Linked DNA regions of Homo sapiens: region 2 is linked to region 1. A link is an interaction called in ENCODE POLR2A ChIA-PET data of the cell type or tissue named here. Cell type or tissue: OCI-LY7. All regions are shown on one strand. Region 1 overlaps LTBP1 (latent transforming growth factor beta binding protein 1). Region 2 overlaps LTBP1 (latent transforming growth factor beta binding protein 1).

What was found. Peaks named below come from ENCODE experiments on the same cell type or tissue, not always from the same donor. Only the 100,000 strongest peaks of a DNase experiment are listed, where the experiment ranks them.
Region 2: POLR2A ChIA-PET joins it to region 1 with 5 read pairs; 2 of 35 experiments call an interaction of 5 or more read pairs at or near these places.

Annotation. Positions count from the first base shown.
Region 1 is chr2:33,073,479-33,081,478 of GRCh38, forward strand. All of the region lies in intron 3 of LTBP1 (latent transforming growth factor beta binding protein 1), which reads left to right. Among named protein-coding and RNA genes, the nearest start is that of LTBP1, 130 kb to the left of the region's middle. In OCI-LY7, a CTCF peak has its summit at 1,679; DNase peaks (open chromatin) are centred at 1,688, 4,013 and 4,503; H3K4me3 peaks cover 3,010 bases; H3K27ac peaks cover 7,020 bases.
Region 2 is chr2:32,947,345-32,955,344 of GRCh38, forward strand. LTBP1 (latent transforming growth factor beta binding protein 1) reads left to right here. Exons shown (of 34, transcript NM_206943.4): 1 at 1-474; 2 at 1,531-1,601. Among named protein-coding and RNA genes, the nearest start is that of LTBP1, 4.4 kb to the left of the region's middle. RefSeq lists silencers at 1-152, 373-422. In OCI-LY7, a CTCF peak has its summit at 7,048 (motif pointing right); DNase peaks (open chromatin) are centred at 427, 717, 2,117, 4,527 and 1 weaker place; H3K4me3 peaks cover 5,101 bases; H3K27ac peaks cover 5,383 bases.

The DNA of each region.
Region 1 (8,000 bases):
GAGAACTGCAACGCTTTTTGAAGAAACCTATCATACATTTATTTTTCTTAGTTTTTCTTTCTTCTTCCCTTTTTAACTGGTTTTGAAGTTTGGAAATAATTAAATTTTATTCAGTCTCCAAAGTTGCTCTGAAACATCAGTTTTTCTTCTTTCTTTCTTTTTTTTTTGGACAGAATCTTGCTCTGTTGCCTATCCTGGAGGGCAGTGACACAATCTCAGCTAACTGTAACCTCCGCCTCCCAGGTTCAAGCAATTCTTGTGCCTCAGCTTCCTGAGTAGCTGGGATTACAGGTGCCTGTCACCATGCCCGGCTAATTTTTGTATTTTTAGTAGAGACAGGGTTTCACCATGTTGGCCAGGCTGGTCTCAAACTCCTGACCTCAGGTAACCCACCCGCCTCGGCCTCCCGAAGTGCTGGGATTGCAGGTGTGAGCCACTGTGAGTTTCCCATTTTTGCTGAGTTCAGTATTCAAGCAGGAGATGTGAAACTACTTGGCAAATTGTAAGGTGATATACAGGTATAAGTCATTTTGCCACTTTTTCCATTAGTTTTGGTTGGCCAAGTAGTAGCATTCTGCACATTTTATTTCTGTTGTGAGCTAATGGTCTGAAGTTGAAGTGCAGATCGTCCGAAACTGTATAATTGAGATGTTGATTATATTTGGCTTCACAGAATTCTAAAAAGTAGATTTAACGTATATGTTGTCCTGAACTAAATATAAGCTGGCACTTCATTAACATTTAAGAATTGATAGAAAAGAGACGTAGCTGCAAACCGGGGCTGATCTGCCCAAATGCAGCAGCAATGATTATTTTGCCACCATTTTCTTCTCATCAGTCTCCCATCTCTTGTCATGGCCTTTTTCACTTCTTCCTCTAGCAGTTTCAACTGACTCAGTTACTTTCTCTAGGCCCTGTACTAGGGTAGAGATACTGAAAGAGCTGGTGATACCTGCCTTAAGAAGGGTCAAAAAAAGGCCGGGCATGGTGGCTCATGCCTGTAACCCCAGCACTTTGGGAGGCCAAGGTGGGTGGATCACTTGAGGTCAAGAGTTCGAGACCAGCCTCGCCAACGAAAACCCTGTCTCTACTAAAAATACAAAAATTAGGGCTGGGCACAGTGGCTCACGCCTGTAATTCCAGCACTTTGGGAAGGCCGAGGCAGGCAAATCATGAGGTCAGGAGATCGAGACCATCCTGGCTAACACGGTGAAACCCCGTCTCTACTAAAAATACAAAAAATTAGCCAGGCATGGTGGCAGTCGCCTGTAGTCCCTGCTAGTCGGGAGGCTGAGGCAGGAGAATGGCGTGAACCGAGGAGGTGGAGGTTGCAGTCAGCCGAGATCGCACCACTGCACTCCATCCTGGGCAACAGAGCGAGACTCCATCTCAAAAAAAAAAAAAAAAAAAAAAAAAAAGCACGTTAGATGGGCATGATGGCACCTGCCTGTAATCCCAGCTACTTGGGAGGCTGAGGCAGGAGAATCATTTGAATCTGGGAGGCGGAGGTTGCAGTGAGCTGAGATCACACCACTGCACTCCAGCCTGGGTGACAAAGTGAGACTCCGTCTCAAAAAACAAAACAAAACAAAACAAAAAATGGATAAAAAAAAAAGATGTTGTGGTGGTAAAATTTCAGATAACAGATAGATGGGGCTGGAGAGAGCCAACTGCTGAGCATCTCTAAAACCTTTCTTAGACACCTGTAATTCTAGCTCCTCAGGAGGCTAACTTTATACACAATGACTTAAGATGTCAAGGAAAAATTAGCTTTGATTCAAATATTGTGTATGATCCTCACATTGCAGGTTTTCGGTGACCTGTGGATAATTGAAAGTTGATACATGATTTAAAAATATTTTTTGGGGGGCAACATTTTCTAAAAGGTAAACCTTAGGTATACATTTTGATTTATTACTAACTTGACATTCCAATATTTAAACTTCAAATTTTGAAATACAATAAAGTTACTCCTATTGTAATTTAAAATATCTTGAGATAGCTGCAAAAACCATCTATTTGTTGGTCCTATCAAAGAAATTGATATTATTCAGCTATGAGAGTTATGCTGGAATTATGTTTGTAAAAAATTCCTTCCCACTTTCTTGGCAAGATGCAAGAATGATGGGCTGTAAAATTGAACCGTTAAAATGGCCTTATGCGTGTTTGAACCAACATCTGATTTTGAAGTTACCCAACTGCCTGTTACCAATTTACCTACTTTACTGGGTGTTATGTTTTTGTCAATGGGGGTTATTAAATTTAATACTCTAAGTAAGTGATATAATCCACACTTTTTAGCACACGATGCTATTCTGATAAAAGTCACTTCCAGGTACTTGTAAGTGAAATGCTTTAGCAGGCAAATTCTTCTAAGGGTGTTTCTTTTCCTAATCAATATAAATGTGCTTCTTTATTTTTCTAGGCATTAGGTCCTCTTTTCAGGCTATGAGATATATGTTGTTCAGCTATTATTTGCATGCAAGAGTAGACACCAAAAGTTTCTGATTTCTTAGTAATAAATTAAACCTCTTTGAGCTGTTGAAGTTATTATTGCCCATGTGCAACAGTAAAAAGGAATATTAAGGTATGTTTGGAGTTGTATGTGACAACCAAAATGAGTGATTGAGGTATAAGTCTCAAATCATTGAGGTTTATTGAGCAGGATCGGGAGCTCACCAGGGAAAAATGTGACTTACGGAAGAATCTGTGACTGGTTTTTTCCAAAGAGGTTCATAGGAGGTTTAGTATTTATACATTTTCCTTAAAAAAGAAGGTAGGGTATGGCAATGGGGCAATTGATTATGTACTTGTGAGACTTTAGTTAGATCTACATTTTATGTGAGAGAAAGTGACCATTTGAAGAAGAAGAGAAGAGAGGAAGGAGAGGTCTCAAGGAGAGGTGAAGGAAGGATTAATCTCATCTTGTCTTTGTTCTGTACCTGGGAAGACAAGCTAGTAGTCTTTTGGAAATGCTGGTTTCTGTTTAGCCCTTAGGGAAGAAAACCTAATGACTGTTAGCGAGGGAGGGGGTATCATGAATTATGTCCTAATTTCCCATCCTTTTTTTTTTTTGAGATGGAGTTTCACTCTTGTCACCCAGGCTGGAGTGCAGTGGCGTGATCTCAGCTCACTGCAACCTCTGCCTCCCGGGTTCAAGTGATTCTACTACCTCAGCCTCCCAAGTAGCTGGGATTACAGGCCCGCACCACCACGCCGAGCTAGTTTTTGTATTTTTAGTAGAGACAGGGTTTCACCATGTTGGCCAGGATGGTCTCAATCTCTTGACCTCGTGATCCACCCGTCTCGGCCTCCCAAAGTACTGGGATTACAGGCATGAGCCACCGCGCCCAGACCCTAATGTCTCATCTTTTTATGGCTGTGACTTCAACTTCCAAGAGTTCTGTGGCATTCCTTTGGCCAAGAGGGCATCTGTTCAGTGAGGCGAGGGGCTTAGAATTTTATTTTTATTTCTCATATGTGTTTTGACTGTAAGTGGTTAGGAAAGATGAATTTTCGTCTCTCCTCCTCTGCCAGTTGAGATATACTTCTAGGGCTAGAGAGGTGATATTGCTGTTTTATAGGGAAGACAAGTCGTGAATTCTAAAAGAGGACACTGTCAGATGTGATAGTGTAAGAGGGCCACACGGCTATGGAGAATGTTCCATATAAGCTTCACACACTGACAACCTGGGCAGTGCTATGCTAATCAATGGGAAGGTTGTTGTATTGCTGCTTTAAAATTATTTCCTTGAGTCCAGCTATAACTGGGATTCCAAGGAATTACTAAGGGGGATACAAAGCTTTCTCCATTTACTGATTTGCTTTTGGAAAAGCGTATAAGTCCGTTCTTGCCCTGCTATAAATAAATACCAGAGACTGGGTAATTTACAAAGAAAAGATATTTAATTGGCTCAGGGTTCTGCAGGCTGTACAGGAAGCACGGCAGCATCTGCTTCTGGGGAGGCCTCAGGAGCTTTTACTCGTGGCAGAAGGCAAAGTCAGAGCAAGCATCTTCACATGGCCAGAGCAGGAGGAAGAGAGAGGGGGGTGAGGTGTCACATACTTTTAAACAACCAGATCTTGTGAAAACTCTGTCACAAGACAGCACCAAGGGGATGGTGATAAATCATTTATGAAGAGTCCACCCCCATGATCCAGGCACCCCCGAACCGGCCCCACCTCCAATATTGGGGATTATAATTCGACGTGAGATTTGGGTGGGGACACAGATCCAAACCGTATCAAAACGCATTGTTGTTTTTTACTTTTATTTACAAACCAAGCCCAAAACTCTCAAACATTATATTGTTAAAGAAAAATCCTGTTGAAATTGTAATAACAAAAATTGTGTTCGCTTTTGAACAAGATTACTTTTGCAACATCTTGGTGGGTGTAAACATTGAGGTTTAGGCAAACAAAAGGTCGGCAGCTTGGGTATCAGTCCACTGAAAGCAGGATCCGAACAGGAGGGGAAGTGGTGAAGCGGGTGAACTCACCCTTGTAGATTTTGAGGTTGAGTGGCTTACAGCATGTTCATTCAGGAAGAGAGGCCAGTATGCAGTTGCAATTGCTTGCAGCCTGGAGGAAGGTCACATCTAGATGCATAAATTTTGGAGACAATTTATTTGTCACTGATGCCTTTGGAGACGGTTGAGACCCTTCATTAATCATGAAATGTGATAACTGCTGTTGTAACAGCATGAACTTGGTGTTAATCACAGAGCCAATATTATTAAGTGATGTTAAGTGTTGGGAACACAACCAGTATTTTCTCTTAAGGAAATGGGAAGGCTGTGTCTCTGACCTCACAAATAAATATTCTGGAGGGTGGAGTTGACAGAATTTTAGTGAAGCAGGTATCCAGTTAGCACAGGCCCACAGTGCCAACCAACTATGAATTTTGAAGCAGTTAGACCTTACCTAAAATTAGCTGTGCTGTTAAAAGAGTGAATAATAATGCTAATAATGTGACCAGAACCACTGATATTAAAGCCAAGCTTATCTTGATTACCTGTGTTTTTACTGTGTGAGAGGAATAATTGTGGGAATAATTATCAGGAAAAAGTTTGGGGAACAGTAAACATTGTTTATATGGACGATTATGTTTAATTCAAATAAGAAGCATACAATAGGAGTATTTATAATCCAGGCAGATTTTATAGTCACAGTTTAACCACAGGTAAGCTTGAGTTAATTTTAATGAAATTCTTTAATGTATATTTGTCTTTAAAAGTAGAAATTTAAGAGTGGCATATCACTAAGCTGGAGTCTATATTACATAGTCAGCTCAATAAGGTGATTACCTTTGCCCTCCTGTGTTATTGGGATAGAATAATTTTTCTTTTCTTCTCTTCTCTTCTGTTTTCTTTTCTTTTCTTTTCTTTTTTTTTTTTTTTGAGACAGAGTCTCGCTCTGTTGCCAGGCTGGAGTGCAGTGGCACGATCTCGGCTCACTGCAAGCTCCGCCTCCCTGCTTCAAGCGATTCTCCTACCTCAGCCTCCCGAGTAGCTGGGATTACAGGCGCACACCACCACGCCCAGCTAATTTTTGTATTGTTAGTAGAGACGGGGTTTCACCATGTTGGCCAATATGGTAATATTTCTTTTTATCCTGTTAATTTTATTTTCTTTGTATTGCCATTCATATATTCCGACCAGTGTTGTAATACTGTTTATTTAACAATATTAATGAAACACTTTGCATCAGGCACAGGAGATCCAAAGATGAATAAATGAAGGTCTTAGTCCTCAAGGATGAAACATTCTAATGGAGAAAACAAATGAATAAGGCAGAATCGCAGGACAGGACAGTACGTGCTGTGATGGAGAGTATCACAGTGAAATGGGAACACACACATGGGGATGGAAGAAGCTTTCTGGATGTTTCCAGCTGTATTGCACTAAAACAACACCAGCAGATGGGATATAGCAATTCATTTATTCAAACTGATCATAGAGCTTAAAGAGCTAGGCAATTTGGAGAATTAATACAGAATTAATATTAGGAAATCCAATGTTAATAGAAAGGGTGTGTGTGAGATTAGTGGTGGTTATTCAGGCATTTCCATTTTTACCATATGATAAGATCTGAACCTTCTGAAACTTGTAGTAATAGAAGGACCCATTTTTCCTTCTGTGAAGGACCCATTTTTCTAAATAACCAGTTGCACCCTGCTTTCTGTGGCACTGCAGACTTCTCCCAGTTCTGGTCCTGCACCCTCTAAAGGTGACAAGGCTGTCCTGGACTGATGGAGCCACCTGGGGCCATCAGCCTCCCACCTCCTTTCTGGCTTCTTAGGAAACCTGTCTGTTTTTCTTCTGTTTACACACTTGCAACACAGTTAAGTTTCCAACAGATTGCCTTTTCTTTTCATATGTACATACGTTCTTCTTAATCCATATGCTTCTTTACTCCTTTTGACTTGCTATTCTTTCTTTCTCTGTGTTCCAAATGTAGACTAAAAAACTTTAACTATGACTAGCAGCAATGAAAAGAATGTAAATGATATTACTGTGTTAAGAAGGCAGAGACCACTTTTTTGTTTTGTTTTGTTTTGTTTTTTTGAGACAGAGTCCCCCTCTGTCACCCAGGCTGGAGTGCAGTGGTATGATCTCGGCTCACTGCAACCTCTGCCTCCCGAGTTCAAGTGATTCTGCTGCCTCAGCCTCTTGAGTAGCTGGGCTTACAGGTGTGTGCCACCATGCCTGGCTAATTTTTCTATGTTTAGTTGAGATGGGGGTTTCACCATGTTGGCCAGGCTGGTCTCAAACTCCTGACCTCAAGTGATCTGCCTGCCTTGGCTTCCCAAAGTGCTGAGATTACGGGCATGAGCCACCACGCCCATCCCAGACCACATGTTTTAAACTAGAACCAATGTCCCCATTTGTTTAAGCCCTTGAAAAGGCCCTGGAGTCCTGCTTAAATCTTCTATGTCTTTATCTGTTTGTCTGTTGTCTACTTAAGTCTAATGTTCTTCTTTTTATAATATCTGTGTTCAAGATAAAGAGAATCTAATATTTCTATTTGTCAAATCTTTAAAAAAGTATGCATTCATATTATTGTATATTATATTGTATTTTATAGATAGCACTGTCTCTGTGAAAGACTGTTCTATTTCAAATAACTGACATAGCAATCTTTGAAAGCAGTTTTTTTCTTTACTGATTTGTTCATGTATTTAATTTTTCCCATTTATTCCCTGAATAGTTACTGAGGCACTGTGTACTGGGATCTCAGCTGAAAAAGTTATACTGGATGCACTTAAAGATTTTGTTCTGGGATAAATCTTGCACATACATACACTTTCTTCATGTACTTTCAATACACACATCAATGTATAGTATATATCATGCGTATATACACACACATATATGCATATATGGTAGAGGAGAAAGAGTATTTTCCTTACCCATTGCAAGGTTCGTGGCTGAGGCATCTATAATAAAAGACAGGTTAATAAGAGAAAAGCGTATAGATTTATTTAATATAAGTTTCATTTGACATGGGAGCTTTCAGAAGTGAAGACCCAAAGAAACAGGGAAACCTCTATATTTTATGCTTAGATTAGATGAAGAGTGAACTTTTGTGTGGAAGTATGATTGGACAAAGGGGGTATGATCTAATAGTAATATACTGGGGGGAACTTAGCAAAGCCCCTTTGTTCAGTTCTTCTTGGTGTCTCAGTGTCTTTGAGGATCAGAATGTTTCTTTCCTCTGGGTATAGGGAGGATGCCTCTGGAATGAAGATTTTAGGACCGGCTTCAGGGGAGAAGGGCCAGGGAAGGTGAGAGTGACCTTCCTGCTTCTGCTGTTTTTTTAAATGTCAAGGTGCCATATTTTGGGGTAGCCTGTCCTAAACTCCATCAATACCTATACACAGATATACATATACACACATGTGCCCACATGTATGGACACACACGAGCATACACACATGCACACACACATATGTAAAGTGGTATTTGATCTAGGAATTGAAGGATGGGTCAGAGTAATTG
Region 2 (8,000 bases), 130 kb before region 1:
GTGGGGGCTCCTGCTCTGGGCAGGGCTCCTCGCGTCCTCGGCGCACGGCCGGCTGCGGAGGATCACCTACGTGGTGCACCCGGGCCCCGGCCTGGCAGCCGGCGCCTTGCCCCTGAGCGGGCCCCCGCGTTCGCGGACATTCAACGTCGCGCTCAACGCCAGGTACAGCCGCAGCTCGGCGGCTGCCGGCGCCCCCAGCCGTGCCTCCCCCGGGGTCCCCTCGGAGAGGACCCGGCGCACGAGCAAGCCGGGCGGCGCGGCCCTGCAGGGGCTCAGACCGCCGCCGCCGCCGCCGCCGGAGCCTGCGCGTCCCGCGGTCCCCGGCGGGCAGCTCCACCCCAATCCCGGCGGCCACCCGGCAGCCGCCCCGTTCACCAAACAAGGCAGGCAAGTTGTGCGCTCCAAGGTGCCGCAGGAGACCCAGAGCGGCGGAGGCTCTAGGCTGCAGGTTCACCAGAAGCAGCAGCTGCAGGGGTAAGCCCACACCCCCTTCCGCCCGCCCGCCCGCCTCGCGCGCACCGCCCGCGGAGGGACCTGCGGGGTCAGGGCCACTCGGAGCCCCGCGGTGGCCAGGGCGGTCGCGCGCGGTGGGTCGGCTTTCTCCTCCCGCCTCCGCCTGCTCTGGGCGCCGCGGGAAGAGGGGAGTGCGGGGAAGCCCAGGAACTTTTACTGACGTGAAACTCCGAGTGCATTGTTACCGAGCTGCGGGTAAACACAAAAGGCATTTCTGCCTGGGGCGTAACCTTCTGCGCGCAAACCCAACTGCTTCTAGAAGATGGGCGTAAACTTGAGGTCACTACAGTTTAATCCCTCAGCATCAATTAAACTCTGCAACTGAGTTTTAATTTTGGTCTAGCTAATGAAAAAAATGTTTCGAGGGCGGGCTAGCCGTAAAGATCCAGCTCCTGTTCTGTGGCCTGGAACTTTGCAGCATCAGAGAAATCATGGGCTTGGACTTCGCTGCACCTGTGGGGTCTGCTTTCCTGGGGTGGGGTGTCTTGGTATTGATAAAAGTTTTGGTTGGAATGTTTCTGTTACTGGGCGCTCATAGTGCCTTCCCGTTGTGGGAATTCATCTCAGGTTGGGGTGTAGGGGAAAACTTGTTTTGCTTAGTTGGCATGTTTTTTTCAGGGGTGATTCCAGGCCATGTGCCCTCACTCCTTTTTGGACAGTTCTCTCTGAAACTCATTTCCAATTTAAAATGTTGGCCCAGATAATAGAAAAAATAAATTTGGCTCTACTGTAATTTGGGGGTAAGAAAACCATTTGTTGGGCCCTGTTCTCCCTTCCTGTATAGCCCTAGGTTTATGCAGGCTTTTTGGTTCTCCCAGCATTCCCTGATATATGTATGGGCCTTGCCCCTCTGCTTGGGCAGCTTTGGGTTGGGCATCCAGGGTACCTGTTAGGACTCTCTCTCATCCAGAGGGTTGCAGAAGCTGGAGGCTGGCCTTTCTGGAACATGCTGGAAGCTTGGGTTCTTGGGAAGGGGGTCTTTCTGCTGCTGGACTCAGCGATCTTGCTTTGTTTCAGGGTCAATGTCTGTGGAGGGCGGTGCTGTCATGGCTGGAGTAAGGCCCCTGGCTCCCAGAGGTGCACCAAACGTAAGTTGCCATGTTCACAGTGGCCCTGCACAGTAGGCAAAGTGGGGGGAGGTGTCCACATGGGGGCATCTCACAAGGGCCACTTGAAAGGGCTCGGGGGAAGTTGAAGTCTGAAATACAATCCACCCAGGCTTCATTACCACCTAGGAAGGGCTGGGTCAGGGTAATGTTAGTATCAATGCCAGCAGCAATACATTGTACAGAACCGTGCTGTGCATCCAAGACTTCTCTGAACTCAACAGAGATATTCATCATTCTGGCACATCTGTGAATCAGGAGCTAGGAAAAAAATTTCCATTTGAGGATATGCCATATGGCAGAACCAATGTAATTAATTTGAACATGATACCAACAAATGAAAGACATTCTTTACGGTGATGGCAGGAGGGGCTTGGGGAGTAGAGGGCCCTGTTCTGGAGTACAACATCAAAGTTTTTATAGCTTCCTGAAAACAGCAACCAGAATCCTTCATCCTTGAGGCCTGATGGTTTTCTAGAATGCACTTCTCTGCTGCTCTTCAGAACTGATGGATGGGGTTCTCTGCAGTGCTTCTGCAGTTCACATGCATGCCCAGCAGTGTTTTTTAAAAAATGTGTTAATGATGCATACAGATTTCAGAACACTGGAAAATTTTTCTCCTATGCATTGTGAAATTAAAGATCAGATTAAAATGTATTTTGAGGTTCTTCTTGACGAATTGATGCTATCGGGTGCTCATTGGACATAAAGGAGCCTTACCTTCCCCCTCAGAAAAAGTGAAGCATTCTTAGTTGTTCTTTGCATAGAGATTGAGGCATTCCCATGTGGATTGGAATTGTCCAAAATTTCTGCTGCTTGGATTTTAAAATACAGGTGGATGAATTTTAAAAATTTTGGATACAGTCAATCTGGTGACCTTGTTTGTTGAAAATGTCTTCAATCCTGAAGGAAACAGAAGGGTTTTGGCATAATGGCCTTACTTTTGTAAAAAGGGAAATGTCCACAGGTTTTATGATGTGTTATGATCAAGCAGTAATTGCAGACATGAACAGTCTTCTGACTATTGAACTCAAACCACTAGATCAGAAATGCTCAGGGTTCTAGGCATTTTAGATTAAGTCATAATTTTTCATTTTGTAACTTCTTAAATTATACTTGTCAGAAATGTGTTAGCATTTGTTTAGAATTTAGCATTGCTCAGGCCAAATGACATGTCCCCTCTCCCCTCAGTAACTCATTCTGTCCAAAACCTGCTATGATATGGTTTGCCTGTAACATGGAGATAACTCGTCTGTTAACAGCACCACTGCAATGGGATATTGCTGAGTAAAGGTTAAAAATACGGAATAGGGCCTGGTGCGGTGACTCATGCCTGTAATCCCAGCACTTTGGGAGGCCAAGGTGGGTGGATCACTTGAGGCCAGGAGTTCGAGACCAGCCTGGGCAGCATGGCAAAACCCCATCTCTACTAAAAATACAAAAAAATTAGCCAGGTGTGGTGTTGTGTGCCTGTAATCCCAGCTACTGGGGAGGCTAAGGCAGGAGAATTGCTTGAACCCAGGAGGTGAAGGTTGCAGTGAGCCGAGATCGCTCCACTGCACTCCAGCCTGGGTGACAATGACTCTGTCTCAAAAAAAAAAAAAAAAAAAAATTACCCAGACATGGTGGTGCATGCCTGTAATTGTAATCCTGGCTACTCAGGAGTCTGAGTCAAGAGAATTGCCTGTACCTGGGTAGGGGAGATTGCAGTGAGCAGAGATTGTGCTGGGCGATGCAGAGAGACTCCATCTCAAGAAAAGAAAAGAATTCAGAGCAGGATTTTACAGATAGGCAGAAGCTCCTTGATGCCTGTTGGAGAGAATGCTCAAAGGCTTTAATAAGTTTGCTTGGCAAATGATGCAATTGAGTGCTGTCTCTGAAAAGAGGATAGGCCCCCATTTTCAGGTTGCTTGGGGAATTCGGGGATCCAAAGATGTTCTAGAAGATCCCAAGATGTTCCAAATCTTGGGGAATCTCTTCATGGCTTCCTGCTTCTGCAGGCAAGAGAGGCAAAGAAGTGGGTGCCTAGGTTTAGCTGGGTTTGCCCCCTGGTAATCCAGAGAGAGATCACAGAAGACTGCTGGTCAGAAAAATCAGTGTTGAAGTTACTTACAGGGCTCTAGAGGAAGTTGCTATGTTGGTTTAATCTTACGGTACCTACAACCAATGCTTCCAGCATTTGGCTTAAGTTTTCCTGCTGGCTTCTAAGAGGTAGCCCTTGGACAGTACCAGCATCTAAGCAATGTGACATCACTTTCCTTTTCTGTGGTTTTCAGCATTCAGAAGATTAACCTTCCTGTACTTCCCAGTTTAACAAATGAATTTAGGTACAAATGCTAGAAACTTAATTCACAGCTCTCTTCAGAAATAATTATGTTTTTAAAAGGCATGCTGGGGTAGGTCAGCGTGCGATCCAAAATAATGTATCTCTGAGGTGGATATTTAAAAGAGGGGACTTACTTTGCATGTGTCTGGGAGATCCAGGGAGCTGAGAGAGCCTTCTACCTTCAGATGGGACCACTGGGGCTCCTGCTGATGCTATAAACCTTGTGTCCATGGCTGAGTAGTGTGATGCCAGGAAAGACCCCCGGCTTTGGGGTCAGAAGACCTAAATTCAAATGCTGCAGCCCTCACTAGCTGTGTGGCCTCAGGGAGTTCACTTGACCTGTCTGGCCTGTATTTTCCCACTCAGAAATGACTGTGCTAAAATCTTGCCTTCTTTATAGGATGGTTGCAGGTATTAAGATGAAAAAAAATGGGTATGAAAGCCTTGGTGAAACCAGAAAGATTAATATTAGAGATTAGTATTGGATCAAGCCAAGTAAATTCTATCTCCTTTGTCGATGATTTGGTTTTCTTCTGTTTGTGGTTTCCTCCTCTCACTTCCTTATTATGCGGAGATTGAACAATTACACTTGGGTATGGTTTATTACACATAAGAATACAAAAACCAATGATACGCCCACATGAAGTTCCCCCTTATAATAGTCATCATAAAATATGCATGGACATTTAAATGTATAACCCAGGATGTCTTCTAATTGTCATTACATGTTGAAGATAATGAAGAATTTGAGTTTATATAGGTCATGTGCAATTGATGCGAAAAAAATTTCTGTGTAAGAGGTTGGAAGTGTTCATGTTGTTCAGTATTTGCCTAATCCAGTGAAGAAAATAAGGTATCCCTTTGAGAAAGCCTGGATTGTTTTTAGTTGATTGAAACCTAATTTAAATGGACCATGATCAAATGCTTCTGAAGACTAAAGATTTAGTGAACCTTAAATTGCAAATCAGAGAGATGTGAACAAGCAAGCGGCAGACTCACACAAGGGCAAAGAATGGATATGTGCACTCACCAAAGTGGTCCTCTAGGCTGTAGCTGCCCAGTCACAATGTAGAGATGCCTGGTTGCATGTTAATGTTCCTTTTCCAGACACCATTTGTATGTGGATCCCTAGGAATCGAAATTATCGTGTGGGATGTGTCATTTTAGTTAATATTGGATGACTCTTGATAGCCTTACCTGTTTTGGACAAAAGAGATGGAGAGATGGACCACATTTGTGCTCTTTCCAAGGAATTAACACTTAAAGGAATGTTTTGTGGGTTAGGGACTTTGTCTTCCAAGTGGGGCATTAAACCCCTGATGTGTAACATTTTTGCCTCCTATCATTTTTGTAGTTTTTTTTTTCTGCGCCCAAACTGAACCTCCCCCCATGCCCTGCATTGGTTCTGCCAGTCTTTTTGCCCCCGTCTCAGGGTAAGTGCAGGCCAGACAGAGACATTGCCGGTAGGCTCAGCTTTAATGAGAAGACTGGACACGGGAATAGGCAATACAAAAGAATGAAAGAGAGGAGAGTGAGGCTGGGCTGGCAGGGTTATGGGGTAGAGGGAAGAGAGATGATGGCAGATACGAATCCAAAGCGGGTGCCTGGCACATTGCAGGCCTTCCATACACGCATGGATGGTTCTTTCATTTACTGTTTAGCTTTTACCATGTGCCAGGTTCTATGAATAGAGGAGAAACACAGCCAGCTGTAGGGAGTGCAGGTCTGTTTTTACTCACTTAACTCGTGGCACATCAAATGACTTGTTCTCTCCTTAGAAAGAAACAGAAAATCGATATTCCATTGCTTTTCCATTGGCATTCAGCCCATGCTACTTTTGGGGAAAAAACCCAACTCTAGACATTTTCCTTAAATTATATGCAAAGGAGACAGAGTCACATGCACCCTTGGTGCTCAGAGATGCAGTGGTGGATGGCATCATCCAGGAGGGTGTGATGTGGCTGGAGTTCAGGTGACCTAGAGAACGGTCTCAGGCTGTCCCCCATCCCTCTTGGCTTGGCATCGTGCTTGCCAAACTTGGGAGTCGAGCCCAGAGTGATTATATATTTTTTTGTATGCCTGCTATGGCCATTGGCAGCTGCTTTGCCAATAGATCTGCAGTGAGGTTTACCATGACAACTGCTAGGAGGGCCACCCCGGCCCCCATGTGGGAGGGTCAGCTGGAGAATCTTGTCATGTGACACAGACAACCTCGGTGAAGAGAGAGGAACCCAGAGGTCAAGTTCACACTAGGTCAAATATGTGTTCTCGAGACTAGTTAAAATCCACATTTAGGAACCATAACACTGTAATAGTGCTTAAACCTTCATGATGAAGCCCTCCTCCGGCCCATGGGCCTGCTGAGGATGCCGCCCGCCCCCTGCCTGCTCTGCTTTATCGAAGTTTTTGCTGCCCAGTGAACCCTGGGCCCTTAGGAAGCCTGACTTGTTGAAAAGACCTTTGACAACCACAGGGTTTTGCTGTTTCTGACCCTGTTATTTGTTGTCTTGGATATTTCAGACGTACTCAAACATGTTCGAGAGCTCAAATTAAATTTTCCTAAAGTGCAGATTTTGCTTCCCAGTCCTTCCTAGCAATGAACAGAGGCGACTTGGAGTGTGAGGGCTATGTCACCACCCTTTTAATACGGACCAAAATCAGGTCCAGCAGAGAGGAGCTGCCGATGGGGTGGGGGTAACTTGTGTGGTGCTGTGGAGCTTACAGAGAGCATTTTCTTGATCTTCACACCCTGTAGTGTCATTGAGGCAGGGATGCTTTATTAACCCTATTCCAGACAGTGGGGCAGTGCTCAGATGCCACTGCAGATCTTGTGGCTCTTCCTACTGCCCTGGGCTTCCTGGACATCCAGTGCTGTGACATTCTTTCTTGAGGTCTTGGTCTGAAAACTGTCCTGACAGTCCTCAGTTATCTGGATTGGCTTCCACTGCCTAACTTCACATCATGATTTTCCAAGCTATGTGAGTTTTCTCGGGCTTCTGTAACAAGTTCCACAAGCTGGGTGACTTAGAACGATAGAAATGTATTGTCTCACAGTTCTGCAGTCCAGAAGTCCAATGTCAAGGTGTTGATAGCGTTACTTCCTTCTGAAGGCAGTTCTAGGCCTCTCTCCTTGGCCTGTAGATGGCCGTCTCTTCCCTGTGTCTTTATACATTGTCTTGTGTGTGTGTCTGTCTCTGTGTCCAAATTTCCCCTTTTTATAAGGACATCAGTCATACTGTATTAGGGCCTCCACTCCCCGCCCCCCCCCACCAATGATCCCATTTTACCTTGATTACCTCTGTAAAGAACCTATCTCCAACAGTGGTCACATTCTGAGGTACTTGGGGTTAGGACTTCAACACTTTGTTTTTTTTTTTCTAGGGGGAGTACAATTCAATTCATGATGTAAGCCTGCAGATGCCTTGCACATAGGTTGGAGAGATGGGCTATTCAGAGTTGGCTCATTCCTGGGGCACTTGGGAACCCTAGCAGCTGACCCAAGGATGGGTGGGCGGGGCTTTGACTGGGCCCCTGCCACACAATCTGTGACTGTGGATCTAATTTGGTTACTTTTCTACTGCAGCAGCTCTGGCTGCTCCAGGGGGTGTTAGGAGAGATGAGGAATTGGCCACAGGTAATTTTGGTGATGCCTCTGGCCATTTTTACTGGGGCTCTTTTAAAGAGATTCTAGGTTGGTGTTTCTTACACATGAATGTCCAGCGGGACCACTGGAAGGGTTTGTTAAAATGTTGAAAGTTGTTAAATTCAACAAATTGAATCAAAATCTTTGGGGTTTTTAACAAGCATCCCAAATCATGCTGATGGAGGTGGCCCACAGTTTGAGAAACTGATCTGGAAGGAACTCAGTCCTGGGCAATATTTATGACCCTTTATGTGGGAATTTAAAGGCCAACCTCAACGCTTAGCAATTTAGAGAAACCTCTCAAGCAAGGCAGGAACCCTCTAAACATTGGGATAGCTCGGATTTGAAGAATGTATATACAGTCAAAGATTGCTGCACATGCAGTTTTTACATCCAGTTTTTCTTTAGTTAG